4 separate regions of the Homo sapiens genome follow, and regions 2, 3 and 4 are each linked to region 1. The links are chromatin contacts, found by Hi-C in ENCODE. All regions are on one chromosome and are shown on one strand. Each heading gives the region's core, a stretch centred on a gene start or an enhancer-like site at or near the end of the contact. The rest is flanking DNA. Distances are from core to core; before and after follow the strand shown.

Region 1 (4,572 bases), core at 1,125-3,624:
ATGGCTCACTTCTCTGCTTGCTACTTTTTATTAGTAAATATTCTACTTTCCTCAAGAGGTTGCTCATGTTGCTTGTAACAGCTTTAAAAGATCTTTGAAGTTAGCTACTATACAGATGAATGGTATTTTTAGTAAAGTAAAACTACTATAACAGAGAAACTTTCTAAAAATCGGATTAGTTTGGTACAATTTCATTTTTTCAAAAGAAATGTCATTAATACCAAGTTCATTTTTAGAGAGTGGAAAAGCTTCAACAAGTCCTTATAAAAATACATTTTTTAAAAAGGTCAAAATGCAATACTTTGTTTTCTTAATTATTGGACATTTCATTTTCAGATATATCATTAGTAGATTACCTGTTTAAAATGTCATTAAATGCCTAGCAATGAATTAAAACCCAAGTAGATGCAACTTTGTGACCTCTACTTACAACTTTCTACATTCTGCATTCTGTTGTCAGATTCCTAGTCCATCACTAGCTCCTAATCTCTTACATCAATTATTCCATTCAATTCTTATTCACAGGGGCTAAAATGTTTGGTAAATGCAATCAATTCATTTTTCTAATGCTGGGGAAAAACTAGAGTGGGCCCAATTTTTAAGGTTAAATTTAGTCCAGAATGTTTGAATAAATATTCAACAAAACGATTTCCTGGAATTTGGAACATAAAAACAGCCTATAGAGTTGTGAAATGCTTTCTAGGTCCTTGGGGAATTTTTTCACGTATTTAGTCATGGGGCAAAGTATTACGTATAAAAGCTTCCTGGTCCTAGAACAAAGACGTATTTTACTGCTCAAAGCTAAAGGAATTAGTATTGTTAAACTAAAATAGCATACCAATGAAACCAGCTAGGTATTGGCATAACTTAACCAAGGTATGTAACCAAAGATAAATTGTACCTTATTATGCATTCTTCCTTGGGAGGAAAAATTCTCACATTAATAAGATTTAGCCAGCCAAAACAGAAAAAGTATATAGATATATGTGTGTCTGTGTATGTAGGTATGTATAAGGATTAGGATTTTGAGTGGCAATTTAAATTTGACGGTTTGCCAAGCTATGCTGGGATACATAGTGGGCATGCTTGACACAAGCAAAACGTGAAGTAAGAGACGACCTGTCAAACAGCTGCTATCTAGTTACTCCCTCGGCAGCACTCCCAACTTCTCCCGCGATGTCTGTGTGTAAGAGAAAGATGTCAAAGCACCAAGAAAACCACGGGGGCTGTCAGAGCAACAGCCAAGTCCAAACCGTGCATCCCAGGGTGAAATCCCACCCGTACCCTCAAGAGCTGGTCAGACTGCGGCTCTTTTCTAATATGAGTCTACCTAAAATAGAAAAATAAACACAACCACAGACCCTGGCCAACCCTCTCTCTCCTCCCCTTTGTGACTCTCCCAAACGCTGGAGGGATGTTAACCTCTGGCAGGCCCGTGGAAGCCAAGCCCCGCGACCTGAGGAGGCGTCCAGGAGCCTCGGCGCAGCCCTGGGGCCTCGAGCCCGTGTCCTCCACCCACCCGACAGGGCCGGTCACCGGTCACACAAAGGAGCCAGTCGCGGGCGCTGGACGCGGGACTCGCCCGAGAGCAGGGAGCCACATCTGGTTCCTGCACGCTGGCAAAAGAGACCCGCTGGAAAATAAGGACTAACGCCCAAACCTGTTGCACAATTCGGGTCCCTTTCACCCAGAAATGAACAAGGGCGCTCAGGAACGGAAAAGCGCGCGGCCCGGTCTCTGCGGGCCGCGGCCGCACCCGGCAGACGGCGCGGAGGCAAAGGCGGCCCGCAGGGCTCCCACCTCCGGCGCTTTGTCTGTGGCGGCAAGGCGGTGGGGGCGGTCGGGGCGTTGGGAGCAGAGGCGGTGGCGGGGCGGGGGCGCCCCTCCTTCACTGCGTAGCCCCTCCGCCCCGCGGCCCGCGCAGGGGAAGAAAGCCGGGCCCGCTACCGCCGCCGCCGCCGACTGCACCGGCCCAAGCCGGCCACCCGGCCGCGGGGCCTGCGCGCTTCTCCCGCCCGGGCCGAGCGGCGGCCACACTCACCTGGCTGGCGCTGACGCTAGCGGCCGGCGGCTCCGGGGCGTTGGGGAAGACAGGGGAACGCTAGCGAGGTGCGGGCGGAGGCGGAGGGCGCGGCGGGAGGAAGGCGGGCTGGGGGCGGAGCGGGCCCGGGCGGCGGCGGCAGCAGCGGCGACGGCTGCGGCTCCAGTCACTCGCGGCAAATCGCGTCCCGGCCCCTCCGTGCGTCAGGCGGGGAGCGGGGGTGCGGGTGGCCCGGCGACCTCTCGGCACCCGCGGCCCGAGCCGCGTCCGCGCGACCCCGCGCGCGCCCGGGTGACGGCGGTACAGCAACCCGCCCGGCGCGGGAAGGAGGAAGGAGGCGGGGCGGGGCGGGGCGTCCAACCGGGCCTGGGGCTGAGGGCTGGGCGCGAGTGGGACTCTGGCGCTCCGGACGGACCCTGCCGTCCCCACCCCTAGCCGAGGCCCAGGCTCCCCAGGCGGGAGGCAGTCTTGGAGAGTGGAAGGGTACCTAGATCTGGAGTCAGAAGTCTGGGCTTAAGAGAGGGTCCGTTACTTGACACCCTGGCAGGTCATTTATTTCCTCTGGCCTCATGCTGGAGTTCGAAGGTTCGAGTACAAAGTCTCCAAGAGCTGCTCCCAAGTACTCACTGCCAAGCGGTGGTGTGGCTGAAGGATGAAGGCAGATGAAAGGGAAAGGGTTGCGGTGAGGAAGGGCTGGATTCAGGGCATTTGTTTTGCTTTGAGGATCTTTCCACTGGACAGTCCAAAATTAATCCACAATGGGGCTCCCTGATAATGGCTACTTCCCCATTTTTACCAACCTAGTTATTTTTCTCCAAGTATACTGACTTAAGAGTCCTTGTTTTCATTTTATTGCGCAAATCATTTGTATGTCATTTCCTGAATTCAGTTCAAAAGAGTCATCAGCAAATTCACACCAGATCAGAGCAGCTGTGTGGTCCCAATTTCAAGACTTCCATATTATTCACTCAGCCACTCACTTCAGTATCACCTAATTCCGTTGATAAAATCTTCCTATTCCAACAACTAAGCAACCAAATTTCTCTCCACTAAAGTTTTCTGACTTAAAATCCCGTGGATTAATTCTTCCTCTTAATTCTGTGAATATCAGTCTGTCTCCATGACTTCCACCTCTTTGCCACTCTAGGTCAAGCCTTTAACTTCACTGCTGCTTCAGTTCCATATAACTGCCAGAGAGAATGCTCCAAAAAGACAGAGCTAAGCATGAAACGTCCCTCTTTAAAATCATTCAAAGTCTCTCCACCTGGTTGAATCAGGTTCAAACTCATTACCATGGTTTACAAAGCCATTTAAAATCTGATCTATTGACCTCCTTGGCTCCAGCTTCAACTCCTAATATATCTACGTATCACACAAATTCAACAGACTTTGTCTTTGTGCCCTTGTAGTTTTCCCCCACCTGAAATCCATCCCTCATTTAACCAGTTGAACTCCTATTGTCCTTCAAGATAATGAAGATAATGCATCCCTTCCTCCTTGGAATCTTCCCTGACATCATCTCCTTTCACCACATCTGTATCCTTACCCCACACATTTACAATGAATTAAATACTCTTTTTCTCTCTGCTTTCATAAAATCGTCTATCTACAGTATTCCCTATGATAATCTTTAATACTTGCTTTTTTCCTGTTGCTTTGCTTGGTGGCCTTTTCTTCCTAGACTGTGTGTTCCTTAAAAGGACAGGGATTTTGTCTAGTTCATTTTTTTTGCTCCCCAGAACATAGCACAGTGCTCAGCACAAAAAAGGTTCTCTTTAACTGTTTGCTGAAGCGTTGAAATAATTTTCCATCCCAACAAATAGATGTTGAGCATCTACTCAACGAAAAGAAAATACAGGGAAGTCCACAGTCCCAGCCTTTTTTAGCCTTCCGTGGTATTCTGTTTTTCCCTTCTCTACTATGTGGCATTCTCTGCTTATCATTTTAAACTCTCTCCAACTACCATTCACATTCTTTGCTTATCCTAGTAAAACAAGAGCATGCCAAGCAATCCATTATAATAATTCACAAAATATCCCTGCCCTTCCTCTTTACATACTTCTGGTTCCACATTGTATTACCTAGGTGTTAGATAAGAGGTAACTGCTATAATGGAAAAAACATTAAACTATAAATTCAGAGAATGAAATTTGGATGCTACGTTTTCCAATAACTACTGAATGAACTTAGCTCAATCACTTATAGTCATGAGGCTTTACTTCTGGAGTTTCTTTGGCTCTATGATTAGCATTTGTTTTTAATATTTTATTATAAAAGTAAATATATATATGCTAGATCCTTGCAATGTAGCTATCCAGCATATGTTTGAACTCCAAGTGATAGGAAACCATTCATGACCTCACAACAGTTTTCATTTTTAAACAGTCCTGCTAGTTTCTATGTTCAACTAAAATCTGTCTCTGTATACATTTGGTAAGTAGCTACAGTATTGGTAGAAACACCACTGGACTTAGACTCCAAAGAAGTTGGTCAAATCCTGGGCTTATAACTTCCTAATTGTGTGACCTTAG
Region 2 (4,874 bases), core at 681-3,180, 2.0 Mb after region 1:
GTTACTTTATAAAATAAGCAGTAGTTCACGTTTTCAATATGTGCAGAGCTCTAATTTTAGATAGACCCAGCTTAAATATTCTAGACAAGTGGCTTAATCTCTACATGCTTCAGATTTCTTGTCTATAAAATAGATAATAATTTATATTTTATATTTGTGAGGATTTAAGAATACATATAATGTTCTTAATATAAAATAGGCTCAATAAATATTATTTACATAATTTTGATGTTGAAAATAACTATTTCCTATGGCACACATTTACCTATGTAACAAACCTGCACTCCTGCACATATATCCCAGAACTAAAAATAGATAAATAAGTAATGATAAAAGAAAAAAATGCTAAAGTGAATTCTTCACATTGAAAAATGAAACAATGAAATAATATGATTTCATATGAAACCATAGGAAAATATAAAGCTCTCTATAAAAGGTAAATATATATACAAGTATAAGACTGTTATCATAATGATGGTATATAAAACTCTCATAATTCTGCTATAGATTTAGTATAGTGTACTACTAAACTGTACACTTAAAAAGGTATAAAATGTTATATTTGTTTTAGTTCAATTAAAATTTTATAAAATGAAAAAAGAAAACTAATTCATAACATGGATGTATTAATTTATTATTTATTACCAAAATTGCATTTTATAAAGAAAAATAGCAATCTATGTTATAACCAAAGATACTCTGAAAAAAAAATCAGGTTAAAATATGGAAAAATATTTCAAACAAAAATATGTGAAAAAATGAAAAGTACAATAAAAATATCAACATGCGTTTTTATGAAGCTAGACAAGTTTATTTTAAAGTTTATGCAGAAAAATACATACACAAGAATAGGGCCTGGCATGGTGGCTTATGCCTATAATCCCAGCACTTTGCGAGGCCTTGGTGAGAGGACTGCTTGAGCCCAGGAGTTTATGACCAGCCTAGGCAACATTAGTGAGGCCCTGTCTCTACAAAACATTAAAAAAAATAATAATAACCAAGTGTGGTCCCAGTTACTCAGGAGGCTGAGGCAGGAGAATCACTTGAGCCTGGGAGGTCAAGGTTGCAGTGAGCCAGGCAGTGAGCACTCCAGCAGGCTGGGTGACAGAGTGAGGCCCTGTTTCAAAAAAAAAAAAAAAAAAAAAAAAACACTAAAAAGAAAAGCTGTAAGTGGGAACTAGTTATAACAAATGTTAAAACCTAGTATAAATCTTTTATACTTAAATCTTTTTATACTATAAATCTTTTAAACAGTGTGTCACCAGCTCATGATAAAAAGACTGATGAGTGGAACTGAATGGAAATTCTAGAAATAGATCCAGGTACATATTGAACTTGGGTATGTATGTGCATATCTGTACATTTACATCTATTTCCAAGTTCTCTGCCAAACCTGAAAACCCATTTTTGGGGATTTCTCTCCTGCACTGACTTGGTGTTACTGTCCTGGCAGGTGAACCTTGATTTTATTCCATGCTTCTAGTGATAGATTTTACCAGCATTGTTCATTACAACTTTCTGTATTGATGGAAATGTTCTAAAATCCGGGCTGTCCATTAGGGAAGCCACTGTCCATATGTGACTATTGAGCCTTTGAATTAGGCCAATGTGTGACTGAGAAACTTAGTTTTAAATTCTATTTAATTTGAATTAATTTATGTTTAAATAGTCATACAAGGTGTGTGGGGACGCTACTGGATGATCCTGCCCTATACTCTAAGCTCCTCCAGGAGAGGTCCAAGTCTGTTTAGTTCACATCAATGTCTAGTACAGTGCCTGAGGGATGACTAGTCTTTTTATTTCCAATCCGTATTAATTCTATTACATATGTATAGTAGGAGGGCTGGTTGCACCCTGATGTTCAGCTCCAAACCAGAAGATTAAATGCCCCAGTGCTGGATGTAGATGCTTAGAAGAAGCAGAAGCAGCTGCTAAGGGTGGGGCGTGATCAGGGAGGAGAACTGCAGCTTGTAATCGGTATTTCTTGCAAAGGCTTTTCCCTCTGCAAAAGTTCACTCTAATTTACATAAACCTCGGAGTATTGTTTTTAGATAATAGGGAGTAAAAAACAAAAGCAGACATAAATATATTTATCCACCTGCCTCAAGAAAATGATAGCTTTCTTAAAATAGTATTTTCAGCCTTTCTCTGGAGAAATATGTCTTTGAGGAAACATACACTCTCAATGGTTTAAGTAAACACGTCTCAGGAAAGCAGAACATCAGATGGAGGGCTCAACAGCAACAAAAGGAGGAAATCAGAATTTTATAAGAATTTCTGGTAATCTAAAGATTGTTTAAATCAGATCTTCATAGACAATTTTGGGCAAAGTCAAATAAAATGTTAATGCTGGTATAGAGAGAGCAAATGTTCTATGGGGCCATAAATGACTGACTGGACTTTCAGCTTTCCCAGTCCCTCAGCCGAGTAAGGAAAGCTACTCAACTTCTCTGATCATTAGCTCGTTTATCCGCAAAAGAGAATTGTATTGGGTAAGTGTGGTTTGCGGGGATGGAAATGTGGGTCAATGGTCAGCAGAGGTGAATTCCCCTCTACTAGTGTTTCCTGTCACACTATAGCTACCCCAAAGAGGTTGTCGTACAGGGTTAAACAATGTGAGAGCTGGAGAAGGTTCTAGAAATCACCCAATCAAATGAGGAAATCGACTAAAGAGGCAAAGACAAAAGTGATACCAGCAGCAGACTCTAAAAAAAGAACATGGCAAAAGTCACCAGGCTCACACCTGCTCCATGCTCTGGGTCACCATCTTCGAAATCAGGACTCTGCTGAAAGTTCAGAGATGCTAACACTCAAGTGCATATTTCAAGTACAGCTTTCTCACGCTGTGATTTCCATTATTTGTTTTTCTTTAGTTTGTTAAGTGTGTTGCCAGAGTGATGAGATTTCTTTATTCGAGCAAGTGATTACAATCACTTTACATTAAAAAAAAAAAAAGTCTCAACATTATATAGTAGGAAGACCAGCTTTTTGCTCAGTCTTCTACAGTTTTCTCTCTTTCAATGAGGCACTTTGGCGTATCTTAAATTTCAATGAACACAAACAACTTTCAGGGTTTTCTTTCTTTCTTTCTTTCTTTCTTTCTTTCTTTCTTTCTTTCTTTCTTTCTTTCTTTCTTTCTCTCTCTCTCTCTCTCTCTCTCTCTTTCTTTCTTTCTTTCTTTCTTTCTTTCTTTCTTTCTTTCTTTCTTTCTTTCTCTTTCTCTCTCTCTCTTTCGTTCTTTTACTCTGGGTGGCCTCTTTAGCTTCATTGTCTTTTCTCTTCCTGATCATAAGACACAGCATACAGATGTCTGATTGTGACAAAGGACTTGTGAAATTACACATTACAGACAAAGAATAGTTATGTCAGTTATGAAATTTTGTATTTTATAGTACAGTGCAGAAGTGCAATATCAATGTGTAGATCAAATATTTGCTTAAAAGAAAATTCCCTAAAGTCATACAATTTGGAAATTCGTTCAGATTTGAGTATGCTTTTGATTTACTTTACAGCAAGTATAAAATCCATTTTATTTTCTCTCCTGTTTCCTGATTTGGGTACTTAATTTTACATAGGTAAACATCTACAAACCTTTCCTCGTGTCAAGTTAATTTTCTCATATAGAATTTCTTTTTAGCACAGCTACAACTTTATCTAATGAGAAATCATTTTAGGTCTGGTATTCAGATATAATAGAACATAAGAGAAAGACAAAGAACCATAATTTTTGAAATGAGGTAATATAACCTAAATATTATGTGTGTGACATGACAAAGAAAATAATATACAACTGATACTTTACCAAATTTTGGGATATTACCCCATTGTGTCACTCTGGAGACGAACACACAGAACACTCCTAGAAGGCATATGACCTGGGTAGTTTTATCATTATCCATTATTAGAGACTGTAGACCTATAAATATTATTAATGATGTGCTTTCTTTTTCAATGAGTCATCTGCTCTCACTACCCTTTTCTTTAGCTATTATTTCCCCAGTGTTCCTCTTACTTTTTTATTTTTAGGGTCTCTCTCCCTTTCTCACTCACTCATCTCATACCTGTTCCATATTTTATTTATTTATTCATTCATTCATTGTATTCAGAAAGAACTTATATGATGATAAGATTAATATTAATCATAAAGAAAGGAAGATTCTCAGAGAAGACATTCATTCACAGTGCTGAGTTTTTGCCTCTGTTTTTTCTTTTAAGACACTATTTGGACAAATTCCAAAATGAAACCTTCCCTTAACAATAGCTCTTTAAGTGAAGCTATTTTTTAGTTGATTTTCTCCCTTTATAATTTCATGGTTTAGAGCAGTATTTCTGGACACTTAACCTCTCCCTCCTTCTCAACAGGAATCTCTTTCTTTATTGAGAGTAACAAAGCCAGAAGGGAAAGCAGGTGTTCAAAGCTTCAGTGGCCACAACTGGAAAAAAAGAAAGAAAAAAAAACTTCATCCCCAATCTATCTAGAGCATAATCTTTTTAAAAATATGCTTTCCTAAGTATTATACTGTAGGTTTATTCAATTTGCTTAATTGGGAGTGCATACTACCTACAGACTTGCCAGAAAATTTCTGGGACATCCTATTTTTTCTCACTCTTGCTAATGAGAGGGAAGCCCTAGACAGCAAACTCCTATGGCACAGCTCAAGCTCTGACCCAGGGGTAATGGGCCTAACTAGAATAAAGACAAAGGGGCCTCCCAGGGGCTTCATCATTAGTCCTTTATAATCATAGTCTGTAGGAATCCATGGATCAGTAATCATAAGTCCAATTCTGAGACAACTTATTTTTAATAATATGAGCTATTTATAAAACCATAATATGGTATAAATTAAATTATAATACCGTAGGTCCACTACTTT
Region 3 (4,519 bases), core at 1,760-4,259, 2.3 Mb after region 1:
TGTTGTAATGTTACAGTTTAAATGTAATTAGTTAAATGAATGATTCTTGATCAGACACTAGTTGGTAAAAGTTAACTATAAAAGACATTATGGAAAATATGGAGAATTTGACTATGGACCAAGTATTAAATGTTAATAAGCAATTATCATTCATTGATTTGGCAGGTTAATGATATTTGGTTATCTGAAAAATATCTATTTTTAGAGCTACACACTGCAGCATTTTGGAGAGAACTATCACAATATCAACAATTTACTTTAGAACACATTGGCAGAATAAAATGTTTGAAGCAGATACAGAAAAATGTTAAGATCTGTAGAATCAAGGTGATAAAAATATGGGTGCCCACTGGAATACTGTTTATATTTTCTATATGTTTGACACTTTTCATAACAGAATATTCATGTAATCTTTGACTTATCCTCTTAATAACCGCCATATTGGCCAGGCATGGTGGCTCACTCCTATAATCCCAGCACTTTGAGAGGCTGAGGTAGGAGGAATGCTTGAGGCCAGGAGTTAAAGGCTACCCTAGGCAACACAGAGAGATATTGTCTCTACAGAAAAAAAAAAAGTTGGCTGGATACAGTGGCATATGCCTGTAATCTCAACTACTAGGGAGGTTGAGGTGGGAGGATCACTTGATATCAAGAGTCTGAGGCTTCCATGAGCTATGGTCACACCATTGCACTCCAGCCTGGACAACAGAGCAAGACCTTGTCTCAGAAAAGAAAAAAAAAATCTGCCATGTCTATGTTGGTAAATGACATGTCTCTGTCAGCCAGTTCTATCTGGAAAAATGAATCCAAAGTCTAAGCATGTCTCACCATCTCTCCCACTCCCAGCTTAATTTAAGTCACCATCTTTTGCCTGGATTAATCCATTTTTCATTTAACCTGTCTCCTGCTTGCCTGTATCAATTATTCCATCCACTCATATATACACCACTCTCTCCACTTAGTGGCCACATATCCATTTTAAAAGGAAATTATGTTACTTTTCTATTAAAATCCCCAAATAGCTCCCCGGTTTTTTTTGTTTTTGTTTTTGTTTTTTTCAGAATAAAAGTAAAAACTCATACAAAGCTTGTAAGGCCCTTCATGACCCACCCTCAGCCGCATTTGTGACCTACTCTTTCCCCTGCTGACTCCACTTGAACATGACTTTCTTGCTCAATTCTTTGCACTTTTCGTTTCCTCTGCTTGGACCATGTTTTCCTTCATATATCGATATGGCTCTCTTTCCCCATTACTTTCAGCTTTCTTCTAAAACTCCACAGTCAATGAAGCCTTCCTTGCCCACTGTGTATAGAAGAGGAAATATTTTCATCTGATTGCCTGGTAGTACATACCATCACTTGACATAATAGAAATACATTTATTTGATTTTTTTGAATTCCCCCTCTACCACTAGGATTTAAGCTCCTTGAGGTCAAGAACTTCATGATTCTGCTCTCTGCTATGTTTACTAGTTCCTAGAATAGTGTCTGGCACACAGTAGGTGCCCAATAAATATAAATAAATAACTAATATTCTTTTAAAAACCCCAAATTAAAAAATAAGTTATAAAGCTGCGATTTCAACTGCATTAAAGAAAACAAAAGCACAACACTGCAAAACAATCATTTAAGCAAAAAGCTTCTCTTTAAATTGGTATTTTATAAAGGAAGTCTAAAATTACAACTATTTCTATTAATTCCTAAAATAAGACAAAAATACTTAATAAAGAACCAGAGTTATCAAAGTTAAGTTTTCTGATAGGTATCTAGATCCCTTAGAAAAAATATTTAGCATGAAAAAACAAGCAACCCCTTATTACTGCCAAGTTTTAAAAACAAAAAAGCAATTCAGTCTCTATCTCATGTCTACTCCTTATATCTACAAACTTAAAGTCAATAGAAAAATCATATTTGAGAACTGGTAAAAAATCTTTTCTAAATTAAAACTCTAAATTAATAGTAGCATTGAAAATAAACACCGACCCTTTTGCTCAGAACTTAAATCAGTTTGCCTTCCAGAAACAAGTCATCAGTGATAAAATCAGACAGTGGACCTGAAAGCAGCAGCCCGTATGACACTAGTTTGTTTTGAAAAGCAAGCCCATTGCCTTATCCTAGACTTGAACTCAGAGTGCTGTCTCTCATCCCCATCGGGGCACAGAGCTTCATCATCTCACAAGAGAAAGGAAAATGCAAAAAAGCAGGTGGCCCAGGGGATGACAACCAGTAAGGAAAGATGAAGCCAAGACAAAATTCACCCTATGAAACTGCCAAATGATGCAGTAAACCTATCTCCCATGAAAGGAACTGTAACAATAAGATGACCTTAGTCACTAGGTTAGGAAGGTAAGAAAAAAAAGCCTTTAGATTGCAAGAAAATTGATAAAAAGGGAACAGCTTAATTTTTTTCATGAGAAAACAGACACACATCCTAACCCTCTTGACTAAACAATTAACATTTTTAGGTGACCTAGAAATAAAGTATAATGTAAGGACTTATGTAAAGTCATTAGGTACAAATAACTCTCTGGAAAACATTTTTAAAATGCTCCAACACAAGGCATCAGGTAGTCATGACCTTGCTCTGCTCTCATCCAATTATGACAAACTGTTTAATATGAAAGCTATATTGAGACACCTAAATCCCCTAAACTCCTTGAAAAAAAAAGATGAATTTCAAAGTGGTAATTATCACTTATTCATAACTTGACAACAGTGTAAGCATCCCCCAAGTAGACAATCCAAGATTAAAATATAGGTATAATTCAACATTAATATGCAACTGACTTGGTTCTCAGTCCTTTGGTAACTTCCCAATTCATACTCTAGAGTACAGACCTTTTTAGCACGCCAGTTTGCAATGAACCAGCAATGTAAAACAGAATGGCCAACTGTTCCTCTGTTGGTAACAAATGTGCTAATATATACTAGTTTAAACTTGATCTATCAGTGAGTCAATGAACCGTGAAGGGTGGGGGTTAATCAGGGTGTTCTCCAAACAAAGGCTCATGAGAGCGGCAGGGACGCCACTCCCAGACTCACATCTGTGCTGTTTTGAGTGCAGCATGATGGAAATGGCATGGTGTTCATCAAAGTTAAGAGCCCAGAACCTTGTCATACTCTTGTGTATATTCACCACTATTTTACACAGAAAAGCAACCAAGTTGTTGCAAAGATAAAACCCAAACACAGGAAATAGAAACCTCAGTTAACCACAAGTCTCAGGAGCTATTAATATTAAACTATGCCCAGTTAATGTGTAACAGTGATGGTAAAAGCCTTTCCTACATAAGATTTGACAACTTTCCAGTAGAGGTCTGAGTTAGAGATATTTTATATTGGCAATTTATATTAAAATGCATCAATTTCACCTTATTATCCACAAAAGCTTATAGATGCAGATCTTTACATACACAGATGAAAATAATTTTAATGCCGTAAGTCAAAGTAAAAACAAAGCCATGTAACTTCTAAATTTACATGCAGCCCAGCAATGTAAACATATCTCTGTTTCTAATAGCTAAAACTGACTGAACAGTAATTAGCAGAATCACCTGCTGCCGGAATAATCACCTCAATACTTCAGAATTTAAATGATAAAAGAGCTAAGACTATTTAAATAGAGAGCAAGAGAACAGCGAAGAAGAAAAATTCAGCCAAATGTGTCATCCATATATCTTTATCATTTTTTATCCTGATATAATGAATTTTTACTCATTTTAGAAGATGCTATAGAGTAGACCTATTTAACTATATCACTTTTCCTAATTAAAAATCCAGACTAAAAAGAGATATACGTAACTGGCTTTAGGAAATTCTTTTTCCCTACTCTACATAGAAGTCAACCACAAAATTAGTTAAAATAATTAGCATTTAAATACAATTAACCTCATAAAAAATCCAATTCAAATGATAGTTGTATATTTAATCCTTCATGAACTAGAAAATTATAAAATTATTAGAGAACACTTTTATGAATATGTTTTACCTTAATGATTTTATCAATTAAAAAGCTTTTTCAAAGTATCCTTTCTGGATCATATGTAAGTAATTAGGTGTGGCTTTTAAGATAAATTTTTAGTTATTTGCAGGGCCTCCAAAAAAAATAATTTTTAGCATTCCAAGAACATATGTTCCATTATAAAGAGTCGTGAAAAGACTTGTGTACTATATGTTGAAGACCAATTAGAGAGTTTAAAATTTTTAATTAAAAATAAACTGTATATTTATCATGTACATCATGTTGTTTTGAAATATATATACATTGTGAAATGGCTAAATTGAGCCAATTTACATATGCATTATCTCACATACTTATCATTTTGTGGTATGAACAGAAAATCTACTCTTAACAATTTTCAAGTATACTTTATAATTAACTATACTCACCATGGTATACAATAGACCTCTTGAACTTCTTCCTCCTATCTAACTGAAATCCTGTATCCCGTGACCAACATCTCCTTGATCCCTCAGCCTATCGCATACCCCTGGTCACTACCATTCTATTCTACTTCCTT
Region 4 (4,717 bases), core at 1,818-4,317, 2.5 Mb after region 1:
GCTACTAGGGAGGCTGAGGTGGGAGGATCATTTTAGCCAAGGAGTTTGAGGCTACAGTAAGCCATGATCACACCACTACACTCAAGCCTGGGTGACACAGTGAGTCCCTGTCTTAAAAATAAAGTAAAATAAAACAAAGTAAAACTTTTTATTAAAAAAACCCACAATATTTGCTTTCTATAAAAAATAGTTCTACTAGTTGAGTGTGTACTATTTCAAGCATGCGGTACTTGCTGTACATGTTCTCTTGCTTAATCTATACATTAATATTCTGAAATAATATCCAATTTTAATACATGTAAACCAAAGCTCAGAGGGAATAAGTACTTTGCTTAAGGTTATATGGTTGGTAAGTACCTGAACTGAGATGAAAATGTAAGTCAGTTTTTGTCTCGATTTAAGTATTCTAAAACTCATTGTTCTTTTTGCTAAAATATAGCTCAGTTTTACTCTTACAGTACTGTTGGATATTTTTTTATCTTTAAGTAACTATACATTGAAAGTATTGAATATTTCATTTCAAATTCTTGAGGGAAGGGTACATTTATTACTGTCAGTCTCAAATGCAAGAACTTGACAAATGTTAGCCATAATTAAGTGTTAGCATTTGCTATGTATTTTAAAGTACAAATGACAGTGCTAAGCACTTTCATTCACAAGGAAGGATGCGAAATATCTCTTGCTTTCATGGGTCATATAACCTGTTTGGTTAGTCAGTCCCTGTATTTGTGATGACAGCTTAGCAAATTGATAGTGCTTATCTTTATGGCTCTTTAGTTGAACTTGATTTTGATCTATTGAAATGGAAGTATTGGAAGTACTAACTTCACATTACTTACACACTCACAAAATATGAGTTTATCAAACATGAGAAAAATTATTTAAAGAAACGATAACACTGGCCTTTAAGCCCATTTGAAGTTCTGTACTTTTTCGTAGTCTGCAGGAAACTTACATCTTCAGAAACTCACTCAGAAGCATTCTTGAGTTATGAGACAAATCATTAATAATTAGGAACTCTAACATGAAGTTTCCAAATCCTTGAAATCTTCCTAAGGAAAGGAGATATACACCCTTAATATGAAATTGAACCTTTTGTTTCTTTTCTAATAAGGGCAGGGCTGATTTTATCTTATTTGAAAAAATATTTTGATTTTGTCATTTTATTTTAATAAAAACATCTAGCTGAATTCCTTCTTTGCTGTTTTCTCAAGTTTATCTTGGCTAGATGAAATTCTCTTTCCTGATGTTAGATTAAAATGTAAAATGTGGTTAATTGCACTTTCCTGCATACTATCATCTTTAAAAATTAAGTTAGAGAAGGTGAGAAATGGGCTTATACCTTCACCTTTCCTTTAAAAATAAAACAGATGTTAATTATTATGTGGACATACCATATTATAAAGTTATACCATAGAGTCATAGTTTCCCAGAAGTATGTCAATATTATATTTTAAATTGCAAAGAAAAGATTATATCAGCATAATAGTTAGATCCAATGAACTGAGAGACACAATTTTATGGGATAGCTATTAATGAGTTGCACAGTTCAAATACAACTTCTGAGTTCACTTAAATCTAGCTGTGCTATGTAAAAAGACAAAGGAGGCAGTGAGAGCTTAGCTGGGTTTCAAACCCATAAAGCTGGCTCTGAACAGCATGAGTCACTCAGAGATAAAGGCATTCAGTGATTTACTTGAATCCATTCGGTGCCAGCCTGGAAAAGATTTGGGAAATTAGCAGTGTCCTCACTTTTTTGATGGCGTGGCTAAAGAAAGGCTAATTCATGAAAAGGAGAAACCCTTTTCATTTGACATTGGATTTCCTCCTAGCTCAAACACAAATGGCATTACTAATAACACAATGTGCTGGGAGACTAGCAGGATATTGTGTCCCTTTAAGAATAGGCTACCATCTTGAGCATAATAACTAACTGGTGACCTGGGTAATTTTGAATCCATAAACAATTTCATTTGACAGATTATCCCTTCTTGCTTAAAAAAAAAAAAGACATCAATAAGAGTTCACTAATTTCCCAAGCAGCTGTGATTTGTAATGAACTTGACAGTTTCCATTTTTACTCTGTGAATGATTTCTTGGCCTGGTTAGAACGTTTGATTCAGGTACATGCAGATTCTTTGTGGAACATTAGACTGATAAACTATGCTTACAATGAGAAAGTACATTATCTGCCATCTTTTCTCTTTGAAGATGTTGACAGTCTGACCATAATTTGACCATTAGCATAACTGAGAAATTGGGCTATGTTAAGTTAACCACAAACTCATCATCATGACCCTAGATGGTATTTGAGTCTCCTCCCCAAAGACAGCACTGCCTCTTCTGAATTCAGGAAAGATGTCAGAGCTCATTTCCGGTTCATCAAGGCCCACACAGGGTCTCCTTGTCAGTGGGTGGAATGATATAGAATGTATGCTGGGACCTTCCCAGAGATGGAATGAAAGAAACAGGAAACAGTTACTTAATGCTAAGAGCTTGTCAACCCCAGACTTCAGGAAAGACCAGAAGGTGATCAATCATACTTTGACCTGAATGCATGTTTTGTCACATTATATCTGTAGGAGCTGCAGCCATGCTTTATGTCTTCCTGTTGGCTTCCTTATTCAGAAAGCACCAACCTAGGGTTGATGGCTGTTCTTGCCCTCCAAGGTCACTTCATGGCTGAAACTTGAATGGGTTTCATTGTATCTTTAAGAGCAGCTCTTTCCTCAGTTTTCTAGTTACTAGCCTTGACAACCTGGAAAGAGTGTTTTACTTATCCTCCTTAATGTCCTCTGCACACGCAGATGATTTGCAGGGAGTATGATTCTACTTCTGGCCTTGGTTTCCCTCCCACCTAAAGTTTCTCTCTCTGTAATTGGCACAGTCTCCTGATACATGGATTGGAGTTAAACTTATTTTAAAACCTGATTTCTGCTAATGTGCATATATCATCCCTAGTTCAATAATAAACCTTTTTTGTTGTTGCTCCTAGCATAATTTGTAAATTACTTCCCAGAGCCGCCTTTACTAAATGTCTGTGACCTTATTGTCAAGAAAGGCTTGACAAGCAGAAGCTGCTGCCTGGGGGCTGGAATGTCCCACTTCCTGTTCTTTCTCTCCAAGCTGCAGCATTGTATCCAAACAAAAACTGAACTCAGTGCACATGTGACCCAGAATTAGTTTGAAATGAAACTCTCTGAAGATGAAAAACTTTACACATTAACTCCTTGTTCCACTCCATCTACTTGCAGTGCTAAGACCACAAAGAGGGCCTTTTAAAAAGAACCAAAATAAACAAATGGATAGCTCAAGCTGTGGATAGAAAAAACAAGCAAACAGCAGCTGCATATAGCATCAGATTAACTGCTGCTGAGCTCTGACAAAATGGCAAGAATCTAAGACAAAGGAGTAGTACTGTTCAAGTAAATGAACCCATAGCCTTGGACTCTACTCAATCCCAGGAGGGTATTTTAGTGTAAAGGAAATCAGTTCTTGGACCCAAACCAAGGGTGTTTATGACTAGAAGGAGCAAAAGAATCCTATGTCTTCACTACAAAAGTACCATTCCTACAGAACCATTTCTTCTGTTATAGAAGCCTGGAAGAACTACCACACCATTCTTCTGTTATAGACACCTGGAACTCATCTTGATGTTTTCCTTGTAGCCATGACTCTAGTTTTTCTATCAATCATTTACTAAGATACTATAAAGAAAGGGCACAAAGCTAGATATTAAACTGGAGGTTTGCTTTCCTTCCTTTAGGAGATGATTTAGCAATAAGTCACAATATGAATGGAAACAGGAAATCACCAGCCAATCACCAAGGTGGCTTCCTTTAAGATGACAGATATAAGGAAAGAAAGCTCAATTTTTAAAGAGGAGTTGCCACCCAGGAGAGGGAAGAAGTTGGGAAGAGGGAAGGAGTTGGAAAGATGGTGATCTGGGGTCCATGAGGAGGTAGTAAGTACCTAGCAGGTGGCTGTGAGCTGTGAGAAGGCTGAGCACCAGGGCTATAAATCCCCTGGGTTCTTGCCAGGCAGGGAATAAAAACCCATGGCTGAGTATGACACTGTTTGTGGTGGCAGAGGTGGGGGTGCCTTTCCCCTAGGAGCCTCTGTGGCAGGGCTCTGCTGTAGTCCTAGTGGTAGCCATTGGAACAGTGGGCCTTGCCTGTGCAGGGTTCTGAGGCAACCTTTAGGGCATAGGCAGCACTTCCCCTTTCTTAAGCCCACTCACTCCCTGCCTCCTCCCCAGTGAGATCCCTAGAACCCAGCATTCATAAAGACTTTTCATGGCTAATGAGCAACAAAGCAGTGCCCAGCAAGATAAGTACAATACAACCTGAATTTACACTGTTCAACACCAGTGAGTTAGCCAAAACTTGAAAGAGCTATAACTCACAAGGCATGGCCACCCTGTGGGAGGAATCCACCAGGATGTGCCCACATATCACTGAAGATGGGAAGCACTTCCCCACCCTGAATATTTGCTTCCATAGAGTAGGATGCTACCTTGGTTTCTGTGGTTGCTACAGGAGCTGGGGTTTGCTATCAGCTTGTATCCTTTACTCACAAGTTTCCAAGGCCAAGTTCTTAAGCCACTAGTATCATTCCCTGTTATCAGGGCTTTGACAGAGTCCAAGGTAGGCAATATTCCCTTTTCCTGGACTCCAACATTTTCCTAAGCATTAACGAATCCCTGGATATGCAATCA

The links. Hi-C counts contacts between places; a loop is a spot of excess contacts on that map. Pooled maps may share reads with other maps.
Region 2: a pooled map shows a loop between it and region 1 (2.5-fold over the local background). The contact joins the enhancer-like site here to the promoter of SESTD1 in region 1. A Hi-C loop is called at or near these places in 5 of 37 single-sample maps with no recorded cell type and 4 of 50 pooled maps.
Region 3: a loop to region 1 is called in a map with no recorded cell type, with 3 times the contacts of the local background. The contact joins the enhancer-like site here to the promoter of SESTD1 in region 1. A Hi-C loop is called at or near these places in 2 of 37 single-sample maps with no recorded cell type and 2 of 50 pooled maps.
Region 4: a loop to region 1 is called in a map of breast epithelium, with 35 times the contacts of the local background. The contact joins the enhancer-like site here to the promoter of SESTD1 in region 1. A Hi-C loop is called at or near these places in 1 of 168 maps with a recorded cell type or tissue (breast epithelium), 1 of 37 single-sample maps with no recorded cell type and 5 of 50 pooled maps.

Annotation. Positions count from the first base shown.
Region 1 is chr2:179,262,458-179,267,029 of GRCh38, forward strand. It overlaps SESTD1 (SEC14 and spectrin domain containing 1), which reads right to left and starts at 2,375. Exons shown (of 18, transcript NM_178123.5): 1 at 2,042-2,375. RefSeq lists an enhancer at 1,107-1,176 and silencers at 1,505-1,668, 1,777-1,846, 1,857-2,476.
Region 2 is chr2:181,310,106-181,314,979 of GRCh38, forward strand. All of the region lies in intron 3 of LINC01934 (long intergenic non-protein coding RNA 1934), which reads left to right. Among named protein-coding and RNA genes, the nearest start is that of MIR4437, 6.9 kb to the left of the region's middle. RefSeq lists an enhancer at 2,763-2,812. Within about 2 kb of position 1,931, at least 7 of the 41 ENCODE cell types and tissues checked have a DNase peak (open chromatin) inside an H3K27ac peak, as active enhancers do.
Region 3 is chr2:181,583,787-181,588,305 of GRCh38, forward strand. All of the region lies in intron 2 of CERKL (CERK like autophagy regulator), which reads right to left. Among named protein-coding and RNA genes, the nearest start is that of CERKL, 71 kb to the right of the region's middle. Within about 2 kb of position 3,010, at least 2 of the 41 ENCODE cell types and tissues checked have a DNase peak (open chromatin) inside an H3K27ac peak, as active enhancers do.
Region 4 is chr2:181,777,149-181,781,865 of GRCh38, forward strand. No RefSeq gene overlaps it. Among named protein-coding and RNA genes, the nearest start is that of NEUROD1, 99 kb to the left of the region's middle. Within about 2 kb of position 3,068, at least 8 of the 41 ENCODE cell types and tissues checked have a DNase peak (open chromatin) inside an H3K27ac peak, as active enhancers do; they include breast epithelium, where a contact is called at or near this core.